Regions from separate parts of the Homo sapiens genome. Here region 1 is linked to region 2. The links are chromatin contacts, found by Hi-C or POLR2A ChIA-PET in ENCODE. All regions are on one chromosome and are shown on one strand. Each heading gives the region's core, a stretch centred on a gene start or an enhancer-like site at or near the end of the contact. The rest is flanking DNA. Distances are from core to core; before and after follow the strand shown. Region 1 overlaps LOC124904614 (a long non-coding RNA gene). Region 2 overlaps GNG7 (G protein subunit gamma 7).

The links. A loop is a pair of places that touch in the nucleus more often than their neighbours do. ChIA-PET counts read pairs that join two places held with the same protein, here RNA polymerase II (POLR2A). Pooled maps may share reads with other maps.
Region 1: a map of ascending aorta shows a loop between it and region 2 (2.9-fold over the local background). The contact joins two enhancer-like sites. A Hi-C loop is called at or near these places in 23 of 168 maps with a recorded cell type or tissue (CD4-positive, alpha-beta T cell, CD8-positive, alpha-beta T cell, GM23248 and 18 more) and 13 of 50 pooled maps. POLR2A ChIA-PET finds 5 or more read pairs at or near these places in 18 of 52 experiments (AG04449, AG04450, CD4-positive, alpha-beta memory T cell and 15 more).

Annotation. Positions count from the first base shown.
Region 1 is chr19:2,490,173-2,493,158 of GRCh38, reverse strand. It overlaps LOC124904614 (a long non-coding RNA gene), which reads left to right. Exons shown (of 2, transcript XR_007067090.1): 2 at 249-1,453. Among named protein-coding and RNA genes, the nearest start is that of GADD45B, 16 kb to the right of the region's middle. RefSeq lists an enhancer at 1,797-2,298. Within about 2 kb of position 1,563, at least 13 of the 41 ENCODE cell types and tissues checked have a DNase peak (open chromatin) inside an H3K27ac peak, as active enhancers do; they include PC-9 and right lobe of liver, where a contact is called at or near this core.
Region 2 is chr19:2,523,760-2,526,883 of GRCh38, reverse strand. All of the region lies in intron 3 of GNG7 (G protein subunit gamma 7), which reads left to right. Among named protein-coding and RNA genes, the nearest start is that of GADD45B, 49 kb to the right of the region's middle. Within about 2 kb of position 1,814, at least 9 of the 41 ENCODE cell types and tissues checked have a DNase peak (open chromatin) inside an H3K27ac peak, as active enhancers do; they include PC-9 and right lobe of liver, where a contact is called at or near this core.

The DNA of each region.
Region 1 (2,986 bases), core at 314-2,813, 33 kb after region 2:
TGCCAGAGCCCGTGCCTGTCTGAGGAGGTGGGTGTCTCCGGACCGCCCACCTCTGTGTCTGTCTCCAGGACATAGGCTCCACCTCCCCCCAGGGCCTCACTCCCATCTCCTCCTCCCACCCTGGTCCCCCACCTTCCTGTCCCCACCCTTGTTGGCGGTAGGAACCTACTGTTTCTGGCTGCAAGAGGAGATGGTTGAGGGGGCCCAGTCAGGGCATCCGTTTATCATCCCTCTATTTCTCTTCTTAGCTCAACAAGAAGACCTTCCTGTCTCTGGGCCTCGGTTTCTCCGGCTGTGAAATGGAAGGATAGTTTCTTAGGGTATATGGGCATCACCTCCCCACCTGTGCAGTTCTAATCCCACCAACCCTGGCTGTTTCTGGAGCTTCCTGCAGGCAATGGTCTGAGCCATAGGAGAACTCAAATGATGGAAAATCACAGGTGGGGTGTAGGACTCCCCACACTCCCATGAACCCCTTCAGGCATGGAAGGACAGACACCTCAGGAGGGGATGGCTGGGGTGGGTAGCACAGGTAGGCTTGCAGGGGAAGAGAGGGGATATTTGTGTGTCCAAAATCCTGGCCGGGCACGGTGGCTGACGTCTGTTATCCCAGCACTTTAGGAGGCCAAGGTGGGCAGATCACTTGAGGTCAGGGGTTCAAGACCAGCCTGACCAACAAGGTGAAACCCTGTCTCTACTAAAAATACAAAAATTAGCCAGATGTGGTGGCATGCACCTGTAATCCCAGCTACTCGGGAGGCTGAGGTGGGAGAATCACTTGAAGCCGGAGGCGGAGTTTGCGGTGAGCCGAGATCACACCATTGCACTCCAGCCTGGGCGATGGAGCGAGACTCCATCTCAAAAAAAAAAAAGAAAGAAAGAAAAGAAAAAATAAAATGCGGCCGGGCGCAGTGGCTCACGCCTGTAATCCCAGCACTTTGGGAGACCGAGGTGGGCAGATCACAAGGTCAGGAGATCGAGACCATCCTGGCTAACAAGGTGAAACCCCGTCTCTACTAAAAAAATATGAAAAATTAGCCAGGCGTGGTGGCAGGCGCCTGTAGTCCCAGCTACTCGGGAGGCTGAGGCAGGAGAGTGGCGTGAGCCCGGGAGGCGGAGCTTGCAGTGGGCCGAGATCGCGCCACTGCACTCCAGCCCGGGCAACTGAGCAAAACTCCATCTCAAAAAAAAAAAGAAAGAAAGAAAAAAAAGAAAGAAAATGCGTGTCTCTGCATGAGGGCCTGTGTGTGGGCACCAGGCTCTGGCTTCTGGAGGTGAACAAATCAAAGTGGACTCAGGTGTTTCCTGGACATGAGTGTGTACTCTCAGGCGTGGGCTTATTCCCACCCCGTGGATGTCTAGAATGTCGTTTCCCAGGATCTTTTTGTTGTTTGAAGATGTGCAAATGTCTGGTATGCAGAGTAGAGACATTCAGTACATATTTGCAAAATGATGTGTTCGTGTATTCACTCATTTGTCCACTCAGCAAATATTCACCAAGTGCCAACCAGCTGTGGGGTGCTGGAGACGCACAGTGAGCAAAGCAGACAAGCATCTCTTTCCTGTCACCGCTATGGGTGAATTACCGCTGGGCCATTGCCTGTGCTGCACGGTTCATGTGCCAGGGTGACCCTGCACGTGTTCATGAGCACACCCGTTTGTAGGTGGGGTACAGAACTCACATCAGCATGGCCCATGCACGTGTGCACACATATACATGCACACCCGTGTGTGCGCACAGGTTCACCGGCGACTCTTGTGCAGGCTGGGCCTCGCCCGTCCTTGGCATTGCCTGCCTGCCCCGCCCATCTTCCGAAAGTGCCAGGGGCCAGGTGGGGCCAGGCGGGCCCGGAAACCTCTCCCAGCTGCTGTGCCCAGTTTCAGGGAAGCCAAGGTCTGGCGCCCTGCCCGTGGAGACTGCCTACCCTTGCACCTGCTTCCCGGGCTTCCGGGAAGGGCCTGGAGGCCCAGCCCCCAGCCCTGCTAGCCTGAATCCACCACCCAGAGGCACACAGCAGAGAGGGAATGCAGCCCCCTTTCCCCCCACACCTTGGAGCCCTTCAAAGTCAGAACCAGAAGAGACTCCAGCAGGGCAGAGTCTCTTACCCAGGTGGGGTAAACTGAGGTGCACACAAAGGGCCCAGAGAAAGGGGCTGCACACAGATGAGTTCCCTGCACTCTACTCCCACCCCAAATCAGCACGTGCAGGCTTCCACAGTTTGAGTACTGGCACCTCATGGATCTCTGTATACCGCGGGTATTCACAGGCCTCGGGGCTCTGTGGAGTGAGCATTGGAGCTTAGAAATATTTGCATTTCCCTAGTGGGAACACGCAGTGCAGGTCAGAGTGCAGGTGTGCACACCAGGGTCTTAGACACATGTGGGTGCTTGTGCTTGCATGGACAAGGCTGTTTGTGCCGGGCACCATGGCTCACATGCCTGTAATCCCAGCAGTTTGGGAGGCTGAGACAGGCAGATCACCTGAGGTCAGGAGTTCGAGACCAGCCTGGCCAACATGGTGAAATGCCGTCTCTATTAAAAATACAAAAATTAGCCGGGCGTGGTGGCAGGTGCCTGTAATCCCAGCTACTCGGGAGGCTGAGGCAGAAGAATTTCTTGAACCCAGGAGGTGGAGGTTACAGTGAGCTGAGATTGCGCCATTGCACTCCAGCCTGGGGCACAAGAGCGAGACTTCATCTCAAAAAAAAAAAAAAAAAAATGAGGCTGGGCACGGTGGCTCACCCCTGTAATCCCAGCACTTTGGGAGGCCGAGGCAAGTGGATCACCTGAGGTCAGGAGTTCAAGACCAGCCTGGCCAACATGGTGAAACCCCATCTCTGCTAAAAATACAAAACTAAAAATACAATACAAGCTGGGCGTGGTGGCGCGCGCCTGTAGTCCCAGCTACTCAGGAGGCTGAGACAGGAGAATCGCTTGAGCCTGGGAGGGGGAGGATGCAGTGAGTTGAGATCGTGCCACTGCACCC
Region 2 (3,124 bases), core at 565-3,064:
ACAGAGCGAGACTCCCTCTCAAAAAAAAAAAGTTAAGATAAACAATATTCAATAAACCTATAACAGATTCTATAACTATATAATACATATATACAGATATAAAATAGTAATCTAAATATATTATAAATACAAATATAAAATCAATAGCAAACAATGTAAATGTCAAAATAGAAATCAAACTATATAATTAATAATGTATAAATTATGTAAATGATGAATAAATATAAAATATGTATGCAATAAGTGTATAATACATACTAAATACTAAAACTATATATTAGTAATACAAAACTGATATGAATATATAGTGAATGAATCTTCAAATATGTAATAAATGCATGATAAATGACATAAATATAAATATGAGTATAAATATAAATATATGAGTAAACAAATATATAATAAAATATATAAATATGTAATAAATGTATAATACTATAGTATAATATAGTATAAGTTTATATTATAAACTAATAGTAGACCAGGCGCGGTGGCTCACGCCTGTAATCCCAGCACTTTGGGAGGTCGAGGCGGGTGGATCACCTGAGGTCAGGCGTTTGAGACCAGCCTGGCCAACATGGGGAAACCCCGTCTCTATTAAAAATACAAAAATTGGCCAGGCGCAGTGGCTCACGCCTTTAATCCCAGCACTCTGGGAGGCCGAGGCAGGCGGATCACAAGATCAGGAGATCGAGACCATCCTGGCTAACACGGTGAAACCCCGTATCTACTAAAAATATAAAAAATTAGCCAGGCGTGGTGGCGGGCGCCTGTAGTCTCAGCTACTTGGGAAGCTGAAGCAGGAGAATGGCGTGAACCCTGGAGGAGGAGGTTGCAGTGAGCCAAGATCGCGCCACTGCACTCCAGCCTCGGAGACAGAGCCAGACTCTGTCTCAAAAAAAAAAAAAAAAATTGGCGTGGAGGCAGGCACCTGTAATCCCAGCCACTCGGGAGGCTGAGGCAAGAGAATCGCTTGAACCCGGAAGGCGGAGGTTGCAGTGAGCTGAGATCGCGCCACCGCACTTCAGCCTGGGCGACAGAGCGAGACTCCGACTCAAAAAAAAAAGAGGCAGAGCACTTGCTTTCATTCTAACTTTTCACTCTTACACATAACGCAATTATAAACGCCTTTCTATATGTAGATTTTTATTTCTTTTCATTTTTTGCCCTCGGGATAACTGCCGGAGCAAGGGGTTAGAGGGCGGCTGCTCCCTGGGGGTCCCTGTGGTCCCACCTCCCTCCCTGCCGGTGCTGCCAGCTCCTGTCCTGCGGTTTTGTTCAGCCCTTCTGTGCACTGGAGCCTCGTGTCTGATCAGCTCAGGTCTGCTCTGTTTCGGGGCTGGTCACCCTTCCCTGAGCGACCACAGATTTCCACTATGTCCTGGAGTGGGGGGGTACCCTCATCCTTCTTGACTTTCAGGCGCGAGTGGGATTTTTCTGCACGAGGCGGGCTTAGACTCGGGTGTGGCTATGAGCCTTTTGCTAGGAGGCCAGCGCGGGGCCGGGCGGCGTCCCTCTTCAGTTTTATTTTTGGAGAGCCTGGCCTGGAGCCTTGCCTGCCTGCAGGAGCCTGTGCACCGAGGCAGAGCCCGACCGTCAGGAGGGAGCCGTGGGGACTGTGTGCACCTTTGACCACCTGGCCCTGCCCCCGGAGCTGCCTGCTCCCGCCCCTCCCACAGCTTCCCCGGGCCACGGGCCCCGAGGCAAGCTCATTCAGGTCGGGGTGCCCGGCACCCGTGCGCCTCTGCAGGGAGGCAGTTGGGAGGGGCGTTCCTGGCTGACTCAGTGCGTGGCCAGTTCTGCTGCTGTTGGCTTAGTCCTCTGCTGGGGGCATGGCTGCTCCTGAGTCAGTGCCGGCTGGTGACACCACCGAGACGGGGACTTAGGGAGGCGACTGCATGGGTGATGCAATCTGTGTCTGAGTCTCGGCATCTCAGCCCAAGCATCCACATGCACTCCCGTGCGCACACACACGCACACGCATGTACACATGCAGACACATGTACACACCCACGCACGCACATATCCACGCACCTACAGTGACGTACACACACGCCAACACGCATGCACACACCCATAGTGACATGCATGCCCACACACGTGTGCGCACACGCACATGCAGTGCCGTGTCCACACACGTGCACATACACACGTGCACACTGGCATGCATGTCCACACACATGCACGTATGCAAATGCACCTATGCACACACTCATATGCAGACGCACACACGTAGATGTGTACATGCACTCATATAGACACATGCACATGTACACACATGCAAGGATGCACACTCATATGCATGCTGACGTGCACACCCATGCATATGCAGGTACACATACACATGCAGATATGTGTGCACACACGCATATATGCACACTCATGAATGCCAGTATACACATACACACATACATGCACACGCAAGGTACACATACATGCACATGTGCACACACATACACATGTGCACACTGACATGCACACCACGTGTACACACGTGTACAGTCACATGTGCATCATTGACATACATGCAAATAAACATAGACACACACACACAGCGCAGTCCTCTCTGGCCTTCCTGGCAGGCCTGGGTTATTACCCAGCCCAAAGGCAGCATCTCGCAGGGAATTTCGCCCAAAACAGAAAAGCCAGCACGGCTCAGGACCTGATGCTCACATGGAAATTGCGGGCGGTGGCTGCCCAGGGCAGCAGGGGCCCAGGGTCTGGGTGGACACTCCTGACTGTGGATGCTAAATAGGACCCCCTGGCCTTCCAAGGAAAACAGGAGGTGCGGCCAGCCCGTTTGTTCTCTGCGTGCACGTATTTTTAGCACTGAGTAATTTAGGTATTTTTAAGCCCAACCAAGGGCGGTTTTCCCTGAGTTGGATGTTTTGTGGCTGCTTTGAAGCTCTCTGGAATCAGAGCCCTCTGAGCGGCCACACGTGGGCTCTGCCTCCAGAGCAGACAGATTGGGCCTTCTCTGCCCCCAAAAAGTGGGGGTGGGACGTCTGCTGGAAACCAAGGAGGCTGGGCGGTGTCAAAGGGATTTTTTGTTTAATTGCCCCTTTTATTGAGATCGCCGTGGAGTCACAGCCAGTGCTAACAAAGAATGTAGAGGAATTCTGTG